5 separate regions of the Mus musculus genome follow, and regions 1, 2, 3 and 5 are each linked to region 4. A link is a loop called in an ENCODE intact Hi-C map of the cell type or tissue named here. Cell type or tissue: gastrocnemius. All regions are shown on one strand. Region 1 holds the start of Vps35 (VPS35 retromer complex component). Region 2 overlaps Cks1brt (CDC28 protein kinase 1b, retrogene). Region 3 overlaps 4921524J17Rik (RIKEN cDNA 4921524J17 gene). Region 4 overlaps Dhps (deoxyhypusine synthase). Region 5 overlaps 4921524J17Rik (RIKEN cDNA 4921524J17 gene).

Region 1 (5,000 bases), 220 kb before region 4:
GTGACTCACAACCAAACATAATGAGATCTGACGCCCTCTTCTGGAGTGTCTGAGGACAGCTACAGTGTACTTACATATAACCGTAATAATAAAAAAGAAACGGAGCCGCCAACAAGAAGATTAAAACAAAGAAACCTCAGGGTCACATCAGATCACTCAAATGTCCTTTGGAGCCAACTTACTCTATCCAAGGGGCACTTCCTACAGGAAGCTGCAAGGTCCAGGCATATGACAGCATTGCTGGTTTCTGAGCTACGTGCAGACAGACTGACACACTTCACCTTAGACAGCCGCAGGAACTCCTCTGCTTTCCTGGTTATAAAGGCAGTATGGTCACTAAAACTGCTGCAGAACTTTGTCAACACTTAGGCAAAGAACTGAATTCAGCATGGTGGACTTGCACACCACCTAACTACTGTGCAAGTTCATTTGGGGCCTAGAAAGCACATCCTTTGGAGAGGTGGAAGTTCTTTACATAGAACCAAAATGACTCCAGACTTAGCTGTGTCCAAGCGTGTTCCTTGGACATTACCTTTCCTTCTTACATTATTTCAACAAGTATAAAGAATTGGTTCAGGCAGATTAGAGTAAATTAAATCCCTTTCTCTTCCTTAATGACTGATTGGGTCTCAGTTTCGGCGGCTTGTGAAAATAGTTCTGGGTCCCATTGTATTTCCGGTCAGTAGCCCTGGGAATAGACCTACGAACTTTCTACACACTTGCCTGCTGTAGCTTTATTTCCTAAGACAGATCCTACAATGACCCTCCTAATCTCAAGGGCTTCGGAAAATGGAAGCTATTTGGGCCACTCTTACCATATTTTCCCATGCGTGCCACTATTTAATAAATCAGCCCCAACGCCACTGGGCCCTTTCTGGAATTTTTTTTTTTCGATTTTTCGATACAGGGTTTCTCTGTATAGCTCTGGCTGTCCTGGAACTCACTTTGTAGACCAGGCTCGCCTCGAACTTAGAAATCCGCCTGCCTCTGCCTCCCAAGTGCTGGGATTAAAGGCGTGCGCCACCACGCCCGGCCTTTTCTGGAATTCTTACGCCCTGCTCATCACTTCAGCTCTTCACTCTGTACCATAATCTACCTTTCTCTTGCCATCTATAGTGATTTGCACAGGGTCTGCCCTGCAAGGCTGGCTTATCAAGATTATCGAGTCTGAAGGAATGACAAGAGGTCCTCCCCGGCTTTTCCGACCACAGTGTATCCAACAGAGCTAGAGTGCTTCAAGGACGACTATATACGTCCTCTCAAACCATCTTCTACAAGCCAACAACAGTTTTTCTTGATGTTGGGCCCGAGTCTCGCCCAGACCAGTGTGCGGTCATTCCCTCATCGCCAGTCCCTCATCCGACGCTGCCTTGGGAGGACCCAGGGCCGCAGTCTGGGACGTCTACCCGCACACACGGCCACACTCACCTCAGTACACTCGGCTCCGCAAGGCCGAGACGCGGGGCGAGGCGGCGTACCAGCTCCGACTCCATCGCTGGAAGAAATGCGCGCCAAGAGCAATGCGCGCGCAGATTGTCAGAGGGTTAAGACCCACCCCCGGCGCGTCCAGATTGGTTGCGACCAGAGGTTGAGACCGTTCCACACACCAATCCTGGTCATCCTTCTACGCATGTGCACACGATGAGGCGCGGGCCCAGGCGAAGTGGACGCGCAGAAGGTTCTCTCGCTGCCCTTCCTCGGCCGCGGATCTCCTTAACTAAGGCTTCCCTTCCTGCTGTCCCTAGTTCGCCGCAGCGTTGTACTATTCTCGCCCCGCCCCGTCCACTATACACCGCCGGCTGCCCATTCTCCCCAAACTACGCGAGATTTTAAGTGGGCCAATCGAAAAGCCGCTTCTATCCAAGGGCGGGGCTAGAGAGGGCGGGGCTCGCAAGGCTCGGTCACCTGACGGCGGGCGGCTCCGGCGGGGTAGGCGCTGCTGCTTGTGGTCCCCGGAGTCGCCATGGTGAGTGAGGGGAAGCGGTGGGCCTGGGTTGCCGAGTCGCAGTCCACGTTTTCCTTCGGCGGACAGGAGCCTTGCTGGCGGAGTAGGAGGCCCTGCATTTCGATCGAGGCCGGTCCGGTCCAGGCTGGGCCTGCGGGCTTGGCACGGGCTGAGGAAGGCCGCGTTAGGCTGCGGTGGGCTGCGGTGGGCGGTGGCGCAGAATTTGGTCGTTACCCCGAGACCAGGAGCCTCCCTTAGGGGTGTCGCGGGCTGCAGGTTCTGGGTGTCGGTGGAGGCCTGCGTCAGACTCTTGTACGGAACGGCCACCTTCCCTCTGAGAGTCGGACTCCCGGGTCTGTGCGGAGTTGGGACAGTGAGGAGCCCCCGAGCTTCTGAGCTGGCGCCGTAGCTGGGTCGCGCCCAGATGGTGCATTTCCAGCTTTGTACTCAGCTGTCCTCGGGGGTCCCATTGCCTTTTCTCTGCTGGAAATATCCTTGGGGGGGGGGCGCAGTGGTCTCCCGGCCTTCCGTGGCCGCAGAGCCCCCTTCATCTTGCAGCGCCTGTCAGCGAATTCTAGGGACCTGCTCACGTGAGTTTCCCGAAGGACTCCTGCTTTCTTTTCATTGAGCCCAACCATCAGATAGGAGACAGGTCTCCGTTTCGCATTTGCTCTCTGAGGATTCTAACTCACTTGCTGGAAGCAGTCATTCAAAGGTTTCTCCGCGACGATAGCATGTCGTGATGCTTTGTGGCACTAGCCTTATAAACAGGAACTTCCGCAAAATTCGGATCCTGTTTTCCACAGGGCAAGTTGTCACTTGCGTTATACGAGCATTTGCTGTAGTATGAACAGGTAGTGGTTTTGGATGTGCTATGCTTATGTCCTTTTTTTTTAATTTCAATATTCATTCTTTGTATTGATAATTCTATGTGCCACTGCACATACTTCACTTTAAGTGTGTTAATAGGAAAAACCAGCATTAAATCTTTTTGTTGATTTTTTTTTTCCTTTTTTTTGGAATGGACCTTTATGATGATCTTGCTAGACTCCGATCAGCTTGGTATTTATGTCATCTTTGGTTCTGGCTGGCTGAGTTCTGAGCGTTTGTTCCCGTAATTTGATAAATATTTGATGTATATTTAATATAATATATTGCCTTACAAGATGTTTTCCCCCCTCGGAACTTTGTACAATTGAGATTTGGCACATGACTGGTGTGAAGTTTAACTTTTTTGTTTTTCAACACTTACTGGTTGACATAGTGTTTTATAATACAAAGCATTTGAGGATACACTATAAATTATATTTATGTGCCTGGGGAACCAGATTGGACCAGTTTTCCCTGTGAATTTTATTGGAAAATGGAACCTGGGTATCAGTTCTGTCATAGGCAATTTTATGATTTGAGTAGGTAGTTAGCCTTTAAGTCTCACTTTTGCATCTGGAAGCAAGTGTTGATATCACTGGTACTGTACTCCTAAAAATCCTGAGTCCAGCACTAACCAAACATCTGGTGTACTTTCAATTTTATAGAATGTGCTAGGCACCAGATAGAAATAAATGGCAGAGATGTGCTTTTGAAACATTCTGCTATAGTTCTTTGGGCTCCTGGTGGGAAAGAGGTTGTGTTAGGAGCTTTGGAGGTAATGCAAACAGATTTTGAGGAGAATGGGCAGAAATTCTGCACAAAGAAAGAATTTTGCCATTTAATGTTCATGGTGTGCTCCGTCATCGGATTTCTGGGGTATTGCTAAGTTAGTGTGTGTATGGGATCCAGACGGTTAACTTTGTCTTTTCTGCAGTCTTGGGGATTGAACCCAAGGCCTTCAGCCTGCTAGACACAAACTCCCCAACCTAAATTATTTTAAATTTCCTGTTTTCTTGTTACCCTCAGTTCTCCTTGAAGTATTGATTTGTGCTTTCTCATCAGGTTTAAATACTATATTCATCAACATGATGATTCTGTTTATTTTACAATTTATGTTGTATTGTCATATTGCACATGCAACTTATAAGTGGGAAAACTAACCAACAAACAGGTCCCTATAACCAGTAGAGGTAAATACTCTCAAACTGGATATAATAATAGCTGACATTTATGAAGCGCTCGTTACTGAGTGCTGTGCATATTCATAACTTTGTGTGCTTTTTTATTTTTCTAGTCTGTACCAAAAATTTGTGATTGCTTATAGCCCATTTATAGGTTATTTCCACATAGTAGCCAGCGCTGGAAACAATCCATATGTCTATATTGAGTGAATCAATAAATGTATACACACACACACACACACACACACATACACACACAAGTATATACAGATACTGGGATATTACACAGTCTTTAAAAAGAGAGAAATTCTGATAAACGCTTTCATACAGATGAATCTTGGACATAATCCTAGATAAGCCAGATACAAAAGGGAAAATGCTGTGTAGTTCTATGTATATAAGGTACTTAGAGTAATAAAAGTTAGAGAAAAGGGTAGAACTGCTTAGCTGACGGACATTGGGAGTGTATGCTAATATTTCTCCTATATAAATTAACGTTTCTTAAGATACTTGTTTTTTAATTAATTTATAATTAAAATAAGCATTTTTCATTAAAAGATTTTAATTACATGTGTGTGTTCATTTGTATGAGCATGTGACTGCAGGTGCTTGTAGAGGCCAATGGTGTTGGCTTCCCTGGAGCTGAAGTTATGTTGGTTTCCAACCACCCAGTGTGTGGATAGTAAGAATTGAGCTCACTAAGAATTGAGTTCAGGTTATCCCTTCAGTCCTTTATGATTTTTGAAAAGAAATAGTTGTAGGAAACTCATCTTACTATTTTATGCAAAAACAGCACACGGCATTGCTCTCTACTCAGTTTTTCTCTTTATCTGAAGTGAAGCCAAGACAAAGCTTTTAATTTTTATGAACCATTGTATTTCAGAAGTGGATTTTTGTTGTTGTTATTTAATCTTATACTTGTCTTAGATATGAAACATGACCTTTTTTCATGTTTATGTGTAAATCCTTCTACTTTTTCTAACATTATGCAGAGAGGTACTTTT
Region 2 (5,000 bases), 96 kb before region 4:
GACTATCTAGAAAGACCCCCATCTTCCACCCCCATACACAGAAATACAGATTGTAGACAAGGCACACTTATGGCACAGTTGTAATTTTACCTCCTGGAAGCTGAGGCAGCAGGATTATGACTTGGAGGTCAGACTGGGCTCCACTTGAAACCTTGTGGCTAGAGAGAGACCAGACAGACCCATAGGCATGCAGAGGCAGGAAGTATGCTGTGAGTTCTAGTCCTGTGAGCAGGCCATGCTCACTGCAGCATCTCACTTCCTACCTGTAGGAAGCAACGAGGGGGAAGTTCAGGACAGACACCCTTGCCTGGCTTGATTGCTGAAAGACAAGTTCTAAGTGGACACCACTTCTGAATTGATGTCGCTTGCTTTAACAGAAAGACAATTCAAAAGCCGTAATTTAATTCTGTATGCATGGGAAATGAAGCACAATGCACAAGTATCCCAGGAAGGTCAGAGGTTCCCTGCAAAGGCGAAGGCCAGCAGAGGAACTCTCCACCAGTGGAAGAAAGAAATCTGGTTCCTCATGATGTAGTTAGCCAGACAGGTTCAAACTTCTGGCCCCACACGGTTTTATTTTGACATGTGTAAGCACATTACAATTTTGGAAACGTTTCCATGTGACAATTATCACAACCAAAGCTTAAGGCGTGACTACATTTGAAACTCCTTTTCAAATTACAAATGTAAAGGATTAATTTATTTCTCCCCCGGCCCCCGTGCTCTGTTTTTCAAGAAAGGGTTTCTCTGTGTAGCCCTGGCTGTCCTGGAACTTGCTCTGTAGACCAGGCTGCATGCCATCTTTAATCCACGCTACTGGTTCTGAAAGATAAAAACAATATTTAGCATGGCAAGACACTACCATACTGCCTCCTGTTACAGTTATGCATTTTATTCCCCCCTGACAAAAGACATGTGGACCCTGCATTGATGAGCTGAGAGTTAACGTGTAATACGATCAGTAAACGTAACAGCAACATACTGGGGTCAGTAGTATTGTATTCTTGCCATTTCCCCAAACTCTCCATAGATGAGTTAGGGTCTTATTGTCTCCCGGAGTCATCGGCTTGTTCTTCCTCTTGGGGTGTCTTCTCTTGATGAGTATGTCATCTATCTTTAGACATTTCATCAATGCAGGAGCCACCTGTGACATCATTTTCTGAAAAGACACAAGCGTAGCTTTCCCTGGGGTTAAAAGAACATCAGGCCCTTTCCATTGATTAATCTGTAGATCCTTCCTCTTAACATACTTTAGGCTGAGTATCCTTTAGGGAAAAACACTTTTGAGTATCGGAAGCATTATCCTTGAAAGTGAACATGTTTTAAGTTAACATTGCTAAATGTAAAATAAAATGTGGGGATTTAGGTAGGTGTACACATGCTTTTCTTTTCAAAATTTGATGTTTAAGTATTTGATGGTGTAGTTCCACAATAGCTTGACCTTTGGATGGTAAGGGATTCAAGAAACATGACTAATATTCATAAACTGCAAATTTCTCAAAAGTGTTAGTTTAAGTGGGAGTCATTATCAGTTTTTATTTGTTGTGGGAGTTCTAGAAAGGAGAGATGTATAGTAAATAACTTATGGTATCCAAGATTGTTTCACCCCTGTGAGCAAAACAGTCACATTAGAAAAAGTATCAACTGTTATATGAACATATTTGAAGCCTCCAAATTCTGCAATATGAGTAATGTTTGCCAAATGGCATTTGATTTTTTGTTTGTTTGTTTGTTTTGTTTTGTTTTTAAGGTTATAAAAAACTTCCTTTAATCAAGGCTTGTAACATGGAAGAGATCTGTCAGATAAAATGCAAAGTTTCCAATACATTGAAACATAAATCCATAAGTCATCATAAATATAATACCCAATAGTAAAAGCCACAACAGCAAATTCACACCATCCCTGTAACAGCCATGATCTAGATTTCACATGCTTCTGCCAAATGACTAATATGGCCTGCTGGATCCCAAGCACACGAGGGCTTTGAGGTCACACTCATCTGACAGGGCTGTGGCTGGCACTGGTGGCTCAACTCCAGAAGCAAAGCAGATACCAGCACATTCAAACAGTGTATCCTTTACATATCAAAGTGAGAAATAAGAAAGCAACATTGTCAGTCACACGATCAGAAAGATGGTAGGGAGTGAGGACAGCTGTGGAAAGCTCGAGGCCGGAAGGCGGTTCGCTGGCTTCATTTCTTTGGCTTCTTGGGCAGTGGCCACTGGAACAGTAAGATGTGAAGTTCTGGTTCATGGATCATATAGTGGACCCATCCCTGACTCTGCTGAACGCCGAGCTTCCTCCATTCAGATTCAGACATCAAATGGGTTTTAGGGACCAACTTGTCTATGTCCTTGGGCAACATGACATGCCGGTACTCGAACTCCTCGTCGTCGTATTTGTCCGAATAATAGATTTGTTTGTGGGACATGATTGCCCCGCGCCTCTGGCCTCCAGACAACTCCCAGCAGCACGCCGGCATTTGATTTTTAACCGCTGAGGATTATTTCTGCCAGCAGATGGCAATGTGCTGATAGTTTGCTGGGCCTGCTCTCGAGGTAAAGGTCTTGCGTTTTGAAGAAGCAGTTCATGATATGTTTTTCAGTGGCTTGAAAAGAAGGTACTAGAGGTGGGGAGGCAGCAGGCACATCCCTGAGCACTGGCGAATGTGAATGGACCTGGTGAATTAGAATGAGCACAAATAGGAGTGTAAAAAAGAATTGAGGTCCTGGTCATACAGACGTCCGAAGGGAGAGAAAGAACTGGAAAATAACATTACTAGTGCTACTGCGTTCAAGTCTTGCAGCTTCTAAAAGAGAAACAGTTTGAACACAATATGGAGAGTCAGTTAAAATATTCAATGGTTGGGAAATATCTAATAACATCTGATTGACTGCGTTGAGTTCAAACTGTTGAACTGTACAACAACTGTACAAGGGGTGGGTATAATCTTTTTGAGGAATGTGTGGAATTTGTACATAAAACATATGCTCCTGTTCTTTTGAAGAGCCATCTGTAAAATCATTAAGAGCAATCTCTATAGGAGGTTTAGATGTAATTTTAGGCAAGACCCATGAGGTATCTTCAAAAAAATTTTAAAGGGGGATCTCTTGGATAATGATTATCTATAGATCCCAAATAACATGCTAATGCTACCTGCTAATTATTATCAGTATGGCACAAGTAATCAACCTGCATTTTACTTAGCAGCATAATGATTTTCATAGGCTCTTGACCAGCAAGTTTTTTAAAAATGCATCTTCCTCATCATTATTAAATCTAACTTCTTGTAAATTAGAGCTTACAGAACATTGTGGAGAACTGTAGCATGCATACATTTCTATGATACCATTACCTTCTTGATATGTAATTGCAATGGGAGACAAGAGCAAGGGGGGTTAAGTAACTGAAAAGAGAGTAAGGGGCTGGGGGCTGGTGAGATGGCTCAGTGGTTAAGAGCACCGACTGCTCTTCCAAAGGTCCTGAGCAACCAAATCCCAGCAACTACATGGTGGCTCACAACCCTTTGTAACGAAATCTGATGCTATCTTCTGGAGTGTCTGAAGACAGCTACAGTGTACTTACATATAATAAATAAATAAATTTTTAAAAAAAAGAAAGTGAGGGGTTAATCTTGTGGGCTGCTGCTTACGAGCAGCAATATCTAAGAACCCGCTTTGCTTCAGGTGTTATTTTTTATATATATAGAATTTAACCAACAGTCTCCAGAAAGCAGCTTAAAGAGTAGAGCCACATTCTTAGTAGTGACCCACAGATAAGAATGTACCAAAATGACACGACCCAAAAATGTTTATAAAGAATTGAAGGTACACAGTTTGGGAAGTTTTAGTTTTAAGCTGAAAGGTGGATGACAAACATTCTTGTTGAGTAGGAAGAGATCCTAAATCTACAAAGTGGTTGCTCTGCACTTTATCAGGAGCCATGATTAAATTTTGTTCTTTTAGGCACTTACAGTGAAAGTTAAGCTTTCATTTAAAGCTGGTGGGATGAGCTTTATATGGAGAGTAACCAATACCTCAGGAAATTCAATCCATCAGCAGTGGTGTCTGGGCCTTATGTACATAATATTAACATTTAATGGGGCTAGTCTTCATCCCCGGTGGTAAAACCTTCTATTGCTATCTATTCATTAGCTGTTGGTTATTTAAAATAGGAACAGAGATGCAAAACACTCCTTACCATCAAGATGTAAAGGAATAGAGAAAAACAGTTTTTTAAGTCAAATATAATAATGGAATGTCCTTAAAGCATTATAGTAGGAGCAGGGAGCCCTGGCTGAAGGTCTCCACTGTTTCATAGTAACATTTATGCCTCTAAGATCATGTAACAGTCAAACTTTATGTTTTGAATTTTTATGAATTCTGTAAGAAGCAGAGTTCCAAAAACTAACTTAGGGCTCTGTATGTTTTAGTTGCAATTGTTCTTGTACTAGAAATTGGGCCTGTTTTAATTTTTCCCCCTTGAAAGGGCCATTGATCCATTGTAGTTTTTGTTTATTTGTTTGTTTATTTGGTCTTGGTTTTTGGTTTTTGGTTTTGGTTTTGGAGTTTTATTGGGGGTAGGGGATGAGTTCGAGACAGGGTTTCTCTGTGTAGCCCTAGCTGTCCTGGAACTCACTTTGTAGACCAGGCTGGCCTCAAACTCAGAAATCCGCCTGCCTCTGCCTCCCAAGTGCTGGGATTAAAGGCGTGCGCCACCACTGCCTGGCTCCATTGTAGTTTTAAAGGTTGTAAGGAAGACCCCCTGATCAATGACCCCAATTAGGGAGAGTTGTACTTTTTGTATCATAATTATTGTATGATTCATTAGTTGCAGTGGTAAGCTCTGCTTGCATTTGTTGTAATATGTGATTATATGAGAGTCCTGAGATAATACAAGGCTTTGCAGTGCCAGAGGAAGAATCTTCGGCAGTCCAGTGTAAGACAGTAGGCTTGTTTGTTTGTTTGCTTGTATGGGGGGATTTGGCTTTGGGTTTTTT
Region 3 (5,000 bases), 330 kb before region 4:
AAAATCTTATTTGAAAGACTGTTTTGGAACAGAAACCTGGCAAGAAAAGTCCACAGAGAAGAAACAAAAAGTTCTACTTAGTCAGAAAATAGAACTTGGTTTTCAGTTGAAATAAAGGCTGGAAAATGATGGGAGGGGGTGCTTTTGAATTGAGATTAAAGAAATGTCTGCTGGCAGCTGGGGAAGGAAAGGCTATTGCTGGGCATAGATGCATTTTACGTTCGCAGCGCTGGAATTTTATTCTTACTTGAAAAGGGAAGCATTTATTGTCAGTGAGTATTTTTCAGATATTTTCTGTGTAAGAATATTTTTTTGCTGACAGTAGTGCTATGTGCCACTGATCCCAGCACTGGGAGACCAAGGCAGACGACCGCTGTCTCCTAAGAAAGCCATTGTTCCCCCAGTTCTTGGTTCGGGAACATGAACCTTACGCATGCTAGGCAACTATTCCACAGAACTACATCCCTAGAAGCCAAATTATTAATTTTTTTCTTTTGATATGAATTTCGGGAAATGTTATGGTACAATCCTATTTTTTTTTCCACTTTTAAAAAAAATGGTACCTTGGTATTTAACTTTTCCCCTTTTCTTTCCACAGAAAAACAGGAAAAGGAAATCGACATCTATGCTAACCTCTCTGATGAGAAGGCTTTCGTGTTTTCAGTTGCCTTGGCAGAAATAAATAGAAAAATTATCAATCAAAGACTTATTCTCTGATATTTGTCTTCAAACTCTGTTGGTTGCCACTTTCTTCAGGATTGCATCAGCAGATCCTCAGGCAGTCGTGGACTCTGAGGAGCACCAGACTGTGTGAATGAGGGCCTTTGGTTGCTTTCTCTGTTTCCTAGTCTGCTGCCACGCTTTGGGAGCAAAGCTGTGCGTTAGACTTTGCTGGGATTTCCTTGTTTACCAAGGATCATTATCAGTGTTTTGTGTTGGGATATTACTAAATGTATTTACAAAGACAAACAAACAAAATGACCAGAAAAGCCCCGGAACCTGGATGGGTCTTTCCCGATTGGAGGGACAGGAGTACGGGTGGAACACACAGCTGGAGCAGCTGACGTGCTTGCTAGTTTTCAGGTTCGCACCAGAGATGCAGTGTCTTAAGTCCTGTCAGGAGAGTGACTTTTAAATGTATGTATTTCAGGCTTTCACCATTAACAGATTGCATATATACAATCCATTGACTTTTAATAAATTGGTAATTGATATTTTATTGAATGGAGAATTACGAATATAGATTATAAATTCTGTCTTTAATTGACCTTTTTCTTGGGCGCTATTTTAATGATTTAAGTAGGAGTTATATTTTCAGAAACTTTCTAGACAGTTTGGAAATTTGGGTGCTATATGAAGAAAAGCATTTGAGGCTGTATCATATTTCAGATATAAACACCTTGTTTTCTTGAATGTTTTATTTATTGGTTTTTAAAAAAAACTTTTCTGTTATCAAGATGGTGCCTGTTAACCTAAACACAGATATATTTATTATATAAATTGCAAAATATTTCTTAGCTACTTGTGAACAGTGATTTTTTTTTGTCTGAATGTTCATTTATACATAATTCTGGTAATTATTTAAATTGTTACTTCATCCTGGAAAAAAATAAACCTTAATATTGAAAGCGAGTAGATTAAGTAGTGTGGTGTAGCTTTTTGTCCTAGTGAAGTTTGTAAAGTGTTTCAGCCAGTTTTTGCAGTATTAAATCATCATTCCTTATACTCGCCCTTTGGCATACCAGTGTGGTGATTAACCCTCTTCACATGTGTTAGCAACTCTCCTTTAATCCCAGAACAGCCAGGGCTGCACAAAGAAACCCTGACTCCTAAAACAAAAACAAAGCAAAAAGTACATATGTATGAGTTACATGGTAGTTACTTTACTGCTGCTGCAGTAATATATCACAGACCAAGGCGACCTTTGTAGAAGGAAAGTTTATTTGGGGCTTATAGTTCCAGAGGGTGAGACCATCCATGCTGATGGAGTGGGACAGTACGGAGCATGCTGGAGCGGCAACTGACAGCCTACATCTCAACCCACACACAGAGCCCAAGGTTCCCTGTGACACACTTCCTCCAGCAAGGCTGCACCTCCTAGTTGTCCCTAAACAGTCACCCACTGGGGGCCAAGTACTGAACTGCCCAAGACTTATGGAGGGGACCTCTTACTTGAATGACCACAGTTTCAGTTTCATCTGTCATTTCCTGGTGGGTCTACATTTTTTCCTCCCTTTATTCGGTGTCCAGCAGAGGGAGCTTTAGAGACACTGTAGACAAGGTGTAGGGTTTTAAGAATTCCCTTCACCCCCCCCCCCCCCCGTTCTTTTTGTTCCCCTTCTTTCCCTTGTTCCTCACCAGTGTCTCACGAGTGATGAGTTCTCGTTGTGTAACATCTCCCAATGTATATCGCATATATCTCAGGCTGGTCTGAAAGTCATAGGATTTTTTTTTTTTTTTTTTTTTTTTTGCCTACATAACTTTCCTCATCTACTTAGGATAGCAGGTATATGCATTTGAAACTCCTAATAAAACTTTTGTTGTTGTTTGTTTGTTTGTTTTTTTTAATCTCTGAAACATAAAAGCCTTTAGATTTCTTAGCCAAAAAATGTTTAAAATGGCTACTATATGAGAACCTGTTTCTGTGTCAGTAAATCACAGCCCTAGAATAATACTCATCTCTATAAAGAATTACTGACATCAGAATTTATCCACTTAAAACAACTTTTTTAGCTGGGCGCGGTGGCACGCACGCCTTTAGTCCCAGCACTCAGGAGTCAGAGGCAGAGTTCAAGGCCAGCCTGGTCTACAAAGTGAGTTCCAGGATAGCCAGGGCTATACAGAGAAACACTGTCTCGACCTCCCCCCCCCCAAAAAAAAAAAACAAAAACAAAACAACCCAACATTTTTAGAGAAAAGTCAAGTTAAAATTTCATTGACTGTCATTAAACGGTGACAGTTGAGCTTGCCATGGGGAAATTTTACTTCAGATACTATTAAAGTGTGAAGTTATTTCAACTTTTCTTTTTATTGAGCGATGCAGGGGGGGCAGTTAGCCAATTAAATTCTGCTTCCCCTGTTTGCAATTTCTCTAAACACTGTTCTCCTGTTGATTTAATTCCAGTTGTCATTAAAAAGTTAAGTAATTTAATTTGCCTAGGTGTTGAATCTCAGAACACTGTCTCTGGTGTTGAAATGTCACTTGTTAGCAAATGTTCTTGGGTCAGATTGTACCTTAATTACTTAATCCCAAACTTTTTCTGTGTTATTATCCATATATGATTATTAAAATCTGTTTTGTTTCTTTGTGTAGCCTTGGCTCTCCTGGGACTAGCTCTGTAGACCAGGCCTGCCTCTGTCTCCTGAATGCTAGATTAAAGGTGTGTGCCACCACCACCTGGCTATTCAAGATCTCTTAAAGATAATTTAAAAATTAGGTGTGTTAAAAATATTCAAATGTAAGCAATATTAAAGTAAATTGGGAAGCAGGCCAAACAACAGGTTTGTATGTTTGACCTCTGTGCTCATTGATTTTTGTTAACCAGACATGGTCCTAGCTATAGTGGGAAGAGAGACTCTTAACTGAGACAATGCCTCCATAAGATTGGTAAGCCAAAGAAACCCTTTCTTCCCACGTTGCTTTTGATCATCATGATGCCTTATCCGGGCGAACTAGGACAAGCTCCTACTCCATTCAGCCTCGCAGTGTTCTAAGATGTTTTGGGGAGCAGTTTAATGCTTGAGGCTTGATTTTGTTCTTTATTGGTTTTAAATATGAACCATTTTTTCACTGTAAGGATGCCTTGAGCTGTGTTATATATAAGTTATCACACAATCTTCTATTTTTCCTTTTTTAGATTTGTGTGTGTATGTGGTGTGTGTGTGTGTATGTGGTGTGTGTGTGTGTGTGTGTGTCTGGAGTTAGAGGTGGTTGGTTGTGAGCTGCCCAATATGGATGATAGGAACCAAATTCTGTTGTTAAACAGCAAGTGTCTCACTAGCCCTCCGAGTAGAACACTTAAAATGTCTTCTCAGAGGGGTAGTAGACACAGCTCCATCCCTAAATTAAGAAGCTACTTGCAATTAATGCCTTTTGGGAAAGGAAATATCAGTTTTCTCCAGTAGAGTATTGCAGGGCTGTGGGTGTAGGGGAAAAGGAGAGTAGGAGAGAGTGCCCACATCCTGCCAGAGTTCCTGTGCTCTGGGCAGGCGGACACGGGAGGACTGCAGAACGCTTTTCACACAGCCCCGGGTGGGCATCTGGCTGTGTTAGGCCACTGACCCCACAGGGCGGGTGGTGGACAAGGGGCAGCCCCAGGTACCAGGTTCTCAGTCTTCAGCATCCCACGCTGGATACGGCGGAGGAGCTGAGAACAGATGGGGGCCTCAGGGTGGCACTCAGCCTGGAGGGGAAAGGAAGAGAGGTGTGGGTGGGAGTCCCACGCAGGCGAGAGTCCTTAGTCTGGTCAGTGGCTGCAACATAGGAAGGCCTCCTGGCAGCAGGTTAGACATGGCTCTTTAAGAGAAAGCCTAGCCCATTAAGAGCCTATCCTATTGTTCAAGCACAGGGGGCCTTCATGATCAGAGACAGTCTATGGTTTTAGAGCTTTATTGCAGAAAGGCAGGGAGAAAGAGTGAAGGTAGAAAGAGAGAGGGAGAGGCCAGTTGTGGCCACAAGGAGAGAAGGGTGGGGGAGAGAGAGGAGAGAGAGAGAGAGAGAGAGAGAGAGAGAGAAGGCTAGAGAGTAAGAGAGGTGAAAGCTTAGAGAGAGATGGGAAGGGGGAGAGAGGAGAGTTAGAGAGTAAGAAAGCTTAAAGTGGGCTGCTATCTTGTTGCTAGGTAACCGTGGGGAGGAGTCTAGCCAGAATGCCATTGTCTATGTGACAACCACATGCCTCTCCTGTGGGGGCTGTGTAGGTGGTAACTTTGACAGGAGCCAGGGCTCCTTGATATATGATCAAACACCTTTTGTCCCATGTAGGTGGAAATTTCTACCCATT
Region 4 (5,000 bases):
GCAAAAACAATGGCCTTTGTATTTCTCTCCTTGGCTGCACCTGTAGCTACCCTCATCTTCAAGGCCAACTTCTGATATTACCTACTTGGACGTTTCTAGATCTTCCTGGTTCAGCATAGGTTACTTTTTTTTTTTTTTTAAGATTTATTTATTTATTATATGTAAGTACACTGTAGCTGTCTTCAGACACTCCAGAAGAGGGAGTCAGATCTTGTTACGGATGGTTGTGAGCCACCATATGGTTGCTGGGATTTGAACTCCGGACCTTTGGAAGAGCAGTCGGGTGCTCTTACCCACTGAGCCATCTCACCAGCAGCCAGCATAGGTTACTTAATGGTAGAAATTGTGTAACCTCTTCCACTGAAAGAGCTGCAGTTTCTAGTCTGTCCTGCCTAGTAGGACAGTCAGTAACTGCAACCATGAGGGCTGGAAAGACTGTCTATGGCTTAGAGTACTTGTTGCTCTTGTAGAAAACCCAGGTTTGATTCTCAGCACCCACATGGTGACTCACAACCATCTGTAACTCCAGGTCTAGAGAATCTAACACCCTTCTTTGGCCTCCTCAGGGAACCAGACACACACATGATTCATATACATACACATACATGCAGATAAAATATTCATGTACGAGATAAAAACCCAAAAAATAATAAAATTTACATAAATAAATGCAACCATGAGCCAGGCAGGCATGGTGGCTTGCGCCTTTAATCCCAGTTCTTGGGAGGCAAAGGCAAGTGGATCTTTGTGAGTTCCAGGCCATTCTGGTCTATATAACAAGTTCCAGCTAGAACTAAATAGATACCGTGTCTCAAAACACACAAACACACACAAAAATCACTGAGTGCCAGCTATGGCAGCTTCCCAGCAATGAGAAGACCCGGGGGGCTGGGGGGGGGGGTGTCCAAGAGTTAAAGGCCAGCCTATCTACAGTTAGGCAGTAGTGGCATGTGCCTTTAATCCTAGCGCTCAGGAAGCAGAAGCAGAAGCAGGCAGAGGTCTTGACAGTGAAATTAAAAACAACCAAGGCCACACAGAGAAACCCTGTCTCAAAAACAAAAACAAAAGACAAGAAGGAAGAAAGAAAAAGAAATTAAGTACAATGAATCTAGTCACATTAGGGACAAAAGTTGAGCTGTGAGACAGCAGAAATGGGAGGGAGGACTGGTGGCAGTGAAGGCCTGGTGAGAGCAAGCTTAGGTGGACTAGCGCCACCTAGTGGCTAGCTGCTGCAGCTGCCGATGAGAGCTACTGAAGGAACTCAGGCACAACAGAGTCTAGAGGCCTGCAAGAGACATTTGGACATCTATTTTTCTGAGAGTGGTGAAAGGCCATATTTCTTTGAGGGGAAGACTGGCATTGCTGAGGTTGTGCTTTCAAAGTTCCTGGTGAGGCAGGTGTGGTAGGACAGACACACCTATAATCCTTAGCATGAGAGGCTCAAGGACAAACTCAGTCAGAGTGAGTATTCGACCAGTCAGGACTCTTGAGATCCTGCCTCAAAAAAGGAGAAAGCTGCTTAGGGGCATTAAGGATTGGGCATTCCAGGCAAAGCCTTCATACACACAAAATAAGATGGTGGTAGTGCTGTGGGTGGGGAAGGAGTCGCACTCGGAGAATACAGTTGCCTTGGTATCTGTAGTAGGCTGACTTCAGGATCTACCAGAGACAGCAAATGTTAGGCTGCCCATTCTGCTACATGGTTTTGGTTTGTTTGCTTGCTTGAGATGCTGAGTATGGAACTCAGGGCCTGTGCATGCTAAGAGGCCAGCCTGATCTACTGCGTGATTTCCATATCAGCTAGGGCTATACAGAGGAAAAAAACAGATAATAAAATCTTTATAAAATGTGTAGTTGGTCAGATGTGCAGATGTAGAACCCAGGTACAGGTAGAGTTGACTGCTGTACCAGTCAGGAGGTACAGGATCTAGAAAGCTCTGAGAGGTTGGAAGAGAGAGCATAGCTCTGAGTGGGACCAAACTGTCCCGAGACTGAGTCACACAGCAGAAGAGCATCATTGCCTTGCTCACATTTTCCTAGAAGGCCAGGGATTCCAAGGCACACAGGCTGCCCTGGAGCAAAAAAAGGTCAGTGCTTTAGGCTGGATCTACTCTTTCTTGCAGCTCTGTGGATGGCCGCGTGAGGCGCTATGACCTAAGGATGGGACAGGTCTCCTCAGACTACGTGGGCAGTGAGTGTGGACAGTGGGACAGTCAGGGCAAGTGGTGGGACAGACAAGAGTACCCAGGTTTACCTGCCTGCCTCGCTCTCTAAGGCCCTATCACCTGCACCTGCTTCAGCCGGGACGGGCAGTGCACTCTGATATCCAGCCTGGACTCTACTCTGCGGCTTCTAGATAAAGACACAGGGGAGCTGCTGGGCGAGTGAGTCTCCAGTGGTTGGCCCTTCCCCCTCTCCCCACTTCTGGGGTGCAACAAGCCCCTCTGATCCTCCCCACCCCCACTCCTAGGTATGTTGGCCATAAGAACCAGCAGTACAAGCTGGACTGCTGCCTGAGTGAGCGCGACACACATGTGGTCAGCTGCTCTGAAGACGGGAAAGTGTTCTTCTGGGACCTGGTAGAGGTGAGCCTTCCCCTTGTGCTCCTTGCCAAGGGCATCAGCTGGGTGTTTCCCAAGCTTGAAAAGAGCAATAATGACAGGTATTTGTGCAGGAACCTCTGGCAGAGGGTAGAGGGGTGTGTCTCACTTTGTAGCCCAGGCTGGGCTTGAATTCATCCTGCCTCCGTTTCTTAAGCTGAAATATGAAGGATGGATGAGGGGAAAGCAGGAAAGATATTTGAAGCAAGGGGAATAGCATATGCTAAAGGACTTGGAGAAGGTGGTGGCTGTAGCTGGTTCCAGGTGGGTCACAAGGAAGGCTGAGCTAGGTGCTTTCTATACCCAAGGCTAGCAGTCTCTAGGCCAAGGGTGTGGCTCAGTGGCAGGGTTTGCCTAGCATTCTCAGTACCAACAGAAAGTCAGGGACAAGCTGACTGAGGACTTCAGGCAAGATCTCAAGGAGACCGACTGATAGTAATAGTTCCCCACCACTCATTCCTTAGGGTGCCTTGGCACTGGCCCTGCCTGTGGGTTCTAATGTGGTACAGTCACTGGCTTACCATCCCACGGAACCCTGCCTACTGACTGCCATGGGAGGCAGCATCCAGTACTGGCGAGAAGAGACCTATGAGGCAGAGGGTGGAGCAGGCTGAGGCTTACGGACCTGACACCAAGGATGCAGACTGACTCAGAAAACCCAACCAAAGGGCCATTTATTCTAGAGATGCTGCTGACCAAGGAGTGGGCCTAGGGAGGGGCTGGCATGTAAAGTAATAAATAAAGGTGTGGCAAAAAGCCTCAGTCTTTACCAATCTTCTTAGTCTTCATTCTTCTCAGCTCTGAAGGCATCTGCCTTTTGGGCGAATGTCTCAGCCACCAGCAAGGGGAAAACCAGAGAAGCATCAGCATAGACCTGCAGAAGACCTCAGTGAGCCCTGGAGCCATGGGCAGCCCACGGACCCTGCACCCTGCCCTGCCACCATCTACCTTTACTGGCTGTGCGTCCATCCGGATCTTGCCCCAAGAGACAGCCTCATCTGGCCGGGCTCCGGAGTCTGAGCCATCAAACTCCTGGGCTGTGTTGATATAAACAGCGTAGTCTGCTCCATTCCTCTGTGGGTAGAGGAAGCCCTCGTCAGAAGCCGTAGAAGGCTGGGTATGATGCAGAGGAAGGCCTAGAGAGCTTTTAGGAAGGGCCCATCAGTGCCTGAGGCTGCCACAAACCATCCGCAGGAGACCACACCTACCTCTGCTCCCACTACAGCACTATTCCATGCCTCCGATCCATTCCCCTTCACCCCACAGCCACCATATAACACAGTGGGGACGGTCACAGGCCACTGCACTCACCATGAGGTTAGCGTTGGCAATGTGGTGCTTGACCACACCTCCACCCAGGATGATCATCCCAGAGCGCTTGGCGAAAATGGCCTGCGTGTTGATGAGTCGCAGGTCTGTGAGAGGGCAGAGGTCAGGCCTTGACCTCGGCGGGCTTTCCTCCCCCTCCTCCCCGGGCCTTAGCACCTCACCTTCAACAATGTCCAGGACCAAGCCTGGGTTTTTATAGGAATGGAAGAAGATCATGTCACCCAGTGAGCCATCTGTGAGTGCTGGACTCAGCACAGGGATGTGGTTCTGGTGGAGACAAGACCAGTCAGCAGCTACAGCTCACACCCCAGGAAAACCCTGACCCCCAACCCAGTGGCGTCCCTCCCAACCTGTGTAGGCCACTCAATTTCTCTGCTGGACATGACCCCTCTGTTCTACATGTGGAGGCAGAGTGAGGAAAACCACACATGGCTTGAAGGTGCTGGCACACTGAGCACTGGCTTGTCACTTCCAGACTCTTGTGCTGCACTGTCCCTGGGTGCACAGTACCCTGGGTCAGGCCCCACTGACTTCTAGGGTACTACACTAAATCCCGGGAGTGTAGGGGCATAACTAGGAGAACCTTGCCATCAAGTGATACACCTCGTCTAATTTGGGGAGACCAAGAATAATTATAGAGACGCTCAGGTAGCTACAAAGACAAAGTCAGTACAAGCCAAAGCCTGGGAATACCGTCCCCACCCAACCCACCTTATGGGCCCAATAATACACAGAGTCTGGGTTGTTGATCTCCTTCCCAAGCCGGGAGATCATCTTGGAAGGTGTCCACTTCACACCCTATCATGGGAGAGAATATCGTATTAGCTCATATGTCTTCTGACTCTTACTATGCAGGTCCCCGAGCCCTTCCAGCCCCACCTCTGTGTTCTGCTCCAGCACCATCTGGTCCAGAATGGGCATGAGCCAGTCCTCAAACTTGCAGTAATTGTCATTCGGCACCAGCAGGTTTCCAATCCTGGAAATGGGAGCCATGCGGGCATGGGTCACGGGGATCCTCTGCCCAGCTTCCCCGCCCCGACCACTACTCAAAGCCTCCCTCACCTGTTGATC
Region 5 (5,000 bases), 340 kb before region 4:
ATATCTCTGAGGCGATGTGTGGTGCTTTTAATCCCTGCACTGGAGAGGCAGAGGCAGGTGGATTTCTTTGAATTCCAGGACAGCTAGGGCTACATAATGACCCTGTCTTCAAACAAACACAAATACAAACCCAAACAATATCCCCACACACACCAAAAACCGAATAACTGTTCTACCATAGGTGCGCTGCAGATTCATTGGTGGTTTCTTCATTTTCTGGCACCGTATTAGTTACTTTTCTTGTTGCTGTAACAATATATTTGACAGGAAGCATTAAGAGATAAGAATGTGTTGTGGTTTAGCTTAAGAAGTCCAGTCCATCAGGACAAGGAAGGCGTGGAAGTAGGAGCGTGAGGTCGAGAAACAGTGGATGGGAAGTGGAGCCGGGCTGGGGAGCATTGAAGCCTTGAAGCCACACTAATCTTCATTTGCTCGCTCTCCTGTAGAACAGAAACTTCCATAGGCTGAACATTACCCTGCTGAAATTTCCTTGAGAAACTAATTAATTACTCTTGAATTCAGTCTTGCTCAGCATCTCAATATAGGAATAGAATGTAGCCAGATTCTTTGCCACAATTTAACAAACATGGCTTGTAACTAGTTCCCAGTAGAGAGTCCTTGCTCTCCTCTGAAAACTCATGAGCTGAGCTTGGTCTTCCAAACTGTCACCAGAATGGCCCGTTAGTCTCTGTTTAACTAGGGCTTCTTTTGTCTGCAGCTCCACAGTCTGCCTAAGAATCACATGGTTAAGTTTATCTATAGTTCATGTCTGTGTGTGTGCCTATATGTGTGGTTGTGTGTCTGTGTGTGTGTGTGAGTGAGAGAGAGAGAAAGAGAGAGAGAGAATGAATGAATGTATGTATGTGAGTGTGTGTGCACGTATCATTTGGTAACTCTTTTTTTTTTTTTTTTTTTGGTTTTTCGAGACAGGGTTTCTCTATGTAGCCCTGGCTGTCCTGGAACTCACTCTGTAGACCAGGCTGGCCTTGAACTCAGAAATCGGCCTGCCTCTGCCTCCCAAGTGCTGGGATTAAAGGCGTTCGCCACCACGCCCAGCTGGTAATTCTTTTTAGAAACTATTATAATACACAGGACTGGACTATTTTATGTTTCTACTAAGTAATGCCTAAAAGCTCTCAAGTTTTTCATGTTCCCACCAACACTTTTCTTTTTTTTTTTTTTTTTTTTGGTTTTTCGAGACAGGGTTTCTCTGTATAGCCCTGGCTGTCCTGGAGCTCACTTTGTAGACCAGGCTGGCCTCGAACTCAGAAATCCGCCTGCCTCTGCCTCCCGAGTGCTGGGATTAAAGGCGTGCGCCACCACGCCCGGCTCCACCAACACTTTTCTGTTTTGTTTTTATTTTATGTAATATCGTAATGATGGTGTCTTTGTATATTTTTGATTTGGGCTTTTTTTTTTTCTCTTAAAAAAGATTTTAAAAGTTTATGTGTATGTATGTGTGTCAGTATGTGGGTATTTGCATGTGCGTACAAATGCTCCCAGGAGCCATCCTCTAGTTCTTTGGGAACTGTGTCAGTGCAAGCAGATTTGTAAAGAGGAGCTTGTGGGGCTCATCCTTCACAGGAACTCTAGCAGCCCCTCAGGTTCAAAGGGGAGCTTCGTGCTGATAGCCACCATCAGGGTACTGAGCCTGCTCTGGTGTGGCCGATATGGAAAGGACATGGAAGCAGGCAGTAGACAGGAACGTAAACTTACGCACCAGCCCTGGCCTGACTGCTCATCACAGAAGGTGTTTCTCAGGTCTTCGTCCTGGAGACAGACTGGGTGTGTGTGTGTGTGTGTGTGTGTGTGTGTGTGTGTGTGTGTGTGTGTGTGTGTGTGTGTGAGACGTCACTGGGCCAGGGAGGGCAAGAACAGGGCAAACTATAGGGCACGGGATCTAGAATTAATAGTTTTGTTTTACGAGTCAGAATAATTTAAATAGGACCTGTGTCTTTCTGATTGTAGTAGGATACCTGGCTAGCAAGCTTAAGGATCAGCCTGCTGCCACTTTCCCAGTGTTGGGATTACAAGAACATGCGCCATGCCCATATCTTCTATGGGTGGTGGGAATCAAATTTGAGTCTTGATGCTTGTGTGATAAGTGCTTTACTAAGTTGTCTCTCAAATCCCTAAAAGAAAAACCTTTGGGCCGGGCAGTGGTGGCGCACACCTTTAATCCCAGCCCTTGGGAGGCAGAGGCAGGTGGATTTCTGAGTTCGAGGCCAGCCTGGTCTACAGAGTGAGTTCCAGGACAGCCATGGCTACCCAGAGAAACCCTGTCTCAAAAAAGAGAAAGAAAAAACAAAAAAGAAAAAAAGAAAAAAGAAAAGCCTTTAAAACACTGTACTATTATAAAACATTAATGATAATTTTTAATAGTGAATGTTTAACTGTCCTAGTGTTTCAGTTGCTGTGAAGAGACACCATGACAACAGCAATTTTTAATAAGGAAAACATTTAATTAGGGCTGGCTTACAGTTTCAGAGGTTTGATCCATTATCATCATGGCAGGAAGCATGGCAGTGGGAGCTGAGAGTTCTACATTCTGGATTGGCAGGCAGCAGGAAGGGAGAGACACTGGGACTGGCTGTAGCTTCTGAAACCTTAAAGCCCACCCCCAGTGACATTCTTCCTCCAATAATGCCACTCCCTATGAGTCTGTAAGGGCCATCTTCATTCAGACCACCATATCAGTTGATGCTTACCTTCTGCTTCTCCACACTCCTAGTTTGCTTTGACAGTTACTGAACAGAAACCCTTCACACTGTGCTTGTATCCTAGTGATGTAGGCTAACACATTCCTTAAGTGATCTGTTTTTTATAAGTTGAAAGTTGGATTTTAAAATGATGAAACTGGCTTTCAGGGCTGATACTGCTACTGCAAACATGGTAAACATTCTTTAGCCCTGCCAGACTTTCTGCAAAGTGACAGTGCAGGAGGGGCAGGAACTCTTGGTGTGCCCAGGAAAGTGGTGTGTGGCAGGAGACAGTGTGTCTAGAGCGGCCAGACTAAGCCTATTTTCCCTAAGAAGGCTAAAATTACAAAGATGGTCGTGCTGGTACTTGAGTGTGTTGAGCCCAACTGCAGACCTAAGAGAACTCTGGCTGTGGAGAGATGTGAGCATTAGAACTGGGAGGCTATAAAAGGAGAATGAGCCCTTGGCCCAGTTCTAAGCTGACTGCTATGAAGACAACAAGATCATGAGCTTTTACTTAAGATAAACAACCAAAAGCCGTGAGACTAGCTTCTTTGTTTTTATTTTTTACCTGACTACAATCGGTACTTCATGTCTGTCATTTAGTGATGTTAGCAGCTGTTGATGTTTAATTCATTGCAAGTTAGAAATTGGTAACACTCTTGTTCTAGCACTTATTTATTTAGTAGGTTTAATAACTTAAAGATGAAGACGTTCTCTTTGTCTGCTCTTCAGCTACCAAATGATGTCTTCCAGATAGAAAAATAAAATCAGGTTCTTTAGTATTATTTTTATGTATGTATATATCACATATGTATATTACGCATATATATAGGCATATAGGCATAATGTTTATAAGCACTGTGTGAACCTGTGCCTCTGTTGTTTGCCTGCCTGAAGCACCCACTGATTGGTTAAAATAAAAAGCTTATGTCCTATTAGAAAAGTCAGGAAGTAGAAGGTGGAAGTTCTGGGAAGAGATAGGAACTCTGGGAGAGAGACAGGCGCAGGAGATTTGCTACTCAGATGCAGAGAATGTTGGATGTATGAAACTCAGGAGAGGTAACCAGCCATGTGGCAGAACTCAGTTTTAGTATACGCAGGATACTTGAGTTACAAGCTTGATGGGAACAAGCCTAAGATAAGGCCATAGACATTGTAACAAATAAGTCTCCTCTCTGTCATAGAGAGGCACCAAATGGTTACACACAGAGGCTTATATAGTCATATACAGTACAAATGGTTACACACAGTGGCTTATATAGTCATATACAGTACATATGTATATGGCTCAGTAGCTTGAGCTTTTAATGTGATATACTGTGGTTTTAGGATATTTAATGTTTTAGTTTGTATTCAGATTGTCCTATTATGGTCATTAGAATCCTCTTCAATTAGATCCTACATCTTTCAATAAGTCCTTAATTATATTTGGTGACGTTTTGCAGTCTGGAATAATAGAATATTCGTGTTATTCTTATGTAATCCAGTATCCTTGAGTCTTAGGTCTAGGATAAGCTGTTCTACAATGACATGTAGAAGAAATTAATACTGACTTATGCTGCCCCTTTCTTTGAGACAGGGTCTCTTTATGTAGCTCTAGCTGTTCTGAAACTCTATGTAGACCAGGGTAGCCTCAAACTCATAGAGATCCACCTGCCTCTCCTTCCTGAGGGCATGTGCCACTGTGCAATCTTCCCCCCCCGCCCCCCCGCTCTTAAAGATAGTCTCACTGTATAGCTCAGACTGGTCCTGAAGTCTCCATCTTTCCCCTGTTACCATTGTAGTTTTAGGTATTTGGGAAATTAGTTTTCTGGTTTTTGAAGTTAGATGTATATTGAAGTAAAAAAAATTATTTTAATTTAATGTTTTGATTTGTTTGGCATAGGGGGAGTGGCTTCTTACAGAGTGAAATCACTATATTAATAAAGTTCCTGGATTGTTTACTCAATTTATGGAATACAGTTCTGTTATATCAATGATTCCCTTCTTTGTGGGTTAGGTAAAAATTTCTTATTTTCTGTGTTTTTAGAATATGTTATATGGGTGCTCTGTGGTTGATTTTTATTGTAACCCCTGTTATGCCTCAGGCTAGTTTTGCTTCTACCCATTTGACATACTTAGTTCACTTTGTAATTCAGGTCAGGGGCAGGAAGCAGTGGGTCCACCCCACCCTCCATGTGTTTTCACTGTGTTAAACTTGGAAACGTGATGGCAAAAGCAGAAAGGTTGTTGTGGAGTAGTTAAGTTACCAAGTGAAGACAGTTGTTTTCTCTTAAAAGACTTTCCCTAACTTAATAG

What was found. Peaks named below come from ENCODE experiments on the same cell type or tissue, not always from the same donor. Only the 100,000 strongest peaks of a DNase experiment are listed, where the experiment ranks them.
Region 1: it touches region 4 in a loop (2.7-fold over the local background); 16 of 42 quality-filtered maps call a loop at or near these places.
Region 2: a loop joins it to region 4, with 8 times the contacts of the local background. A loop is called at or near these places in 16 of 42 quality-filtered maps.
Region 3: a loop joins it to region 4, with 2.3 times the contacts of the local background. A loop is called at or near these places in 7 of 42 quality-filtered maps.
Region 5: it touches region 4 in a loop (2.5-fold over the local background); 8 of 42 quality-filtered maps call a loop at or near these places.

The regions. Positions count from the first base shown.
Region 1 is chr8:85,296,421-85,301,420 of GRCm38, reverse strand. It overlaps Vps35 (VPS35 retromer complex component), which reads left to right and starts at 1,904. Exons shown (of 17, transcript NM_022997.5): 1 at 1,904-1,966. The coding sequence starts at 1,964. It overlaps Orc6 (origin recognition complex, subunit 6), which reads right to left and starts at 1,789. Exons shown (of 7, transcript NM_019716.2): 1 at 1,429-1,789; 2 at 183-312. The coding sequence starts at 1,493. In gastrocnemius, no CTCF peak of the experiment used is centred here; DNase peaks (open chromatin) are centred at 1,054, 1,547 and 1,882; H3K4me3 peaks cover 3,211 bases; H3K27ac peaks cover 2,099 bases.
Region 2 is chr8:85,169,003-85,174,002 of GRCm38, reverse strand. Cks1brt (CDC28 protein kinase 1b, retrogene) reads right to left here. Exons shown (of 2, transcript NM_001037922.3): 2 at 381-2,679. The coding sequence starts at 2,483. The coding sequence ends at 2,193. Among named protein-coding and RNA genes, the nearest start is that of Gm33296, 12 kb to the right of the region's middle. In gastrocnemius, a CTCF peak has its summit at 2,509 (motif pointing right); a DNase peak (open chromatin) is centred at 2,485.
Region 3 is chr8:85,405,489-85,410,488 of GRCm38, reverse strand. 4921524J17Rik (RIKEN cDNA 4921524J17 gene) reads left to right here. Exons shown (of 4, transcript NM_025722.3): 4 at 599-1,730. The coding sequence ends at 717. Among named protein-coding and RNA genes, the nearest start is that of 4921524J17Rik, 25 kb to the left of the region's middle. In gastrocnemius, a CTCF peak has its summit at 2,237 (motif pointing right); a DNase peak (open chromatin) is centred at 2,186.
Region 4 is chr8:85,073,408-85,078,407 of GRCm38, reverse strand. Dhps (deoxyhypusine synthase) reads right to left here. Exons shown (of 9, transcript NM_001039514.1): 3 at 4,992-5,000; 4 at 4,809-4,905; 5 at 4,641-4,727; 6 at 4,091-4,196; 7 at 3,912-4,015; 8 at 3,549-3,674; 9 at 3,247-3,474. The coding sequence ends at 3,379. Wdr83 (WD repeat domain containing 83) reads left to right here. Exons shown (of 9, transcript NM_026399.2): 6 at 2,124-2,191; 7 at 2,276-2,384; 8 at 2,471-2,585; 9 at 3,065-3,373. The coding sequence ends at 3,214. Among named protein-coding and RNA genes, the nearest start is that of Dhps, 4.2 kb to the right of the region's middle. In gastrocnemius, a CTCF peak has its summit at 2,145; DNase peaks (open chromatin) are centred at 1,214 and 2,153; H3K27ac peaks cover 849 bases.
Region 5 is chr8:85,412,448-85,417,447 of GRCm38, reverse strand. The region is part of intron 2 of 4921524J17Rik (RIKEN cDNA 4921524J17 gene); the gene reads left to right. Among named protein-coding and RNA genes, the nearest start is that of 4921524J17Rik, 18 kb to the left of the region's middle. In gastrocnemius, no CTCF peak of the experiment used is centred here; no DNase peak of the experiment used is centred here; H3K27ac peaks cover 1,512 bases.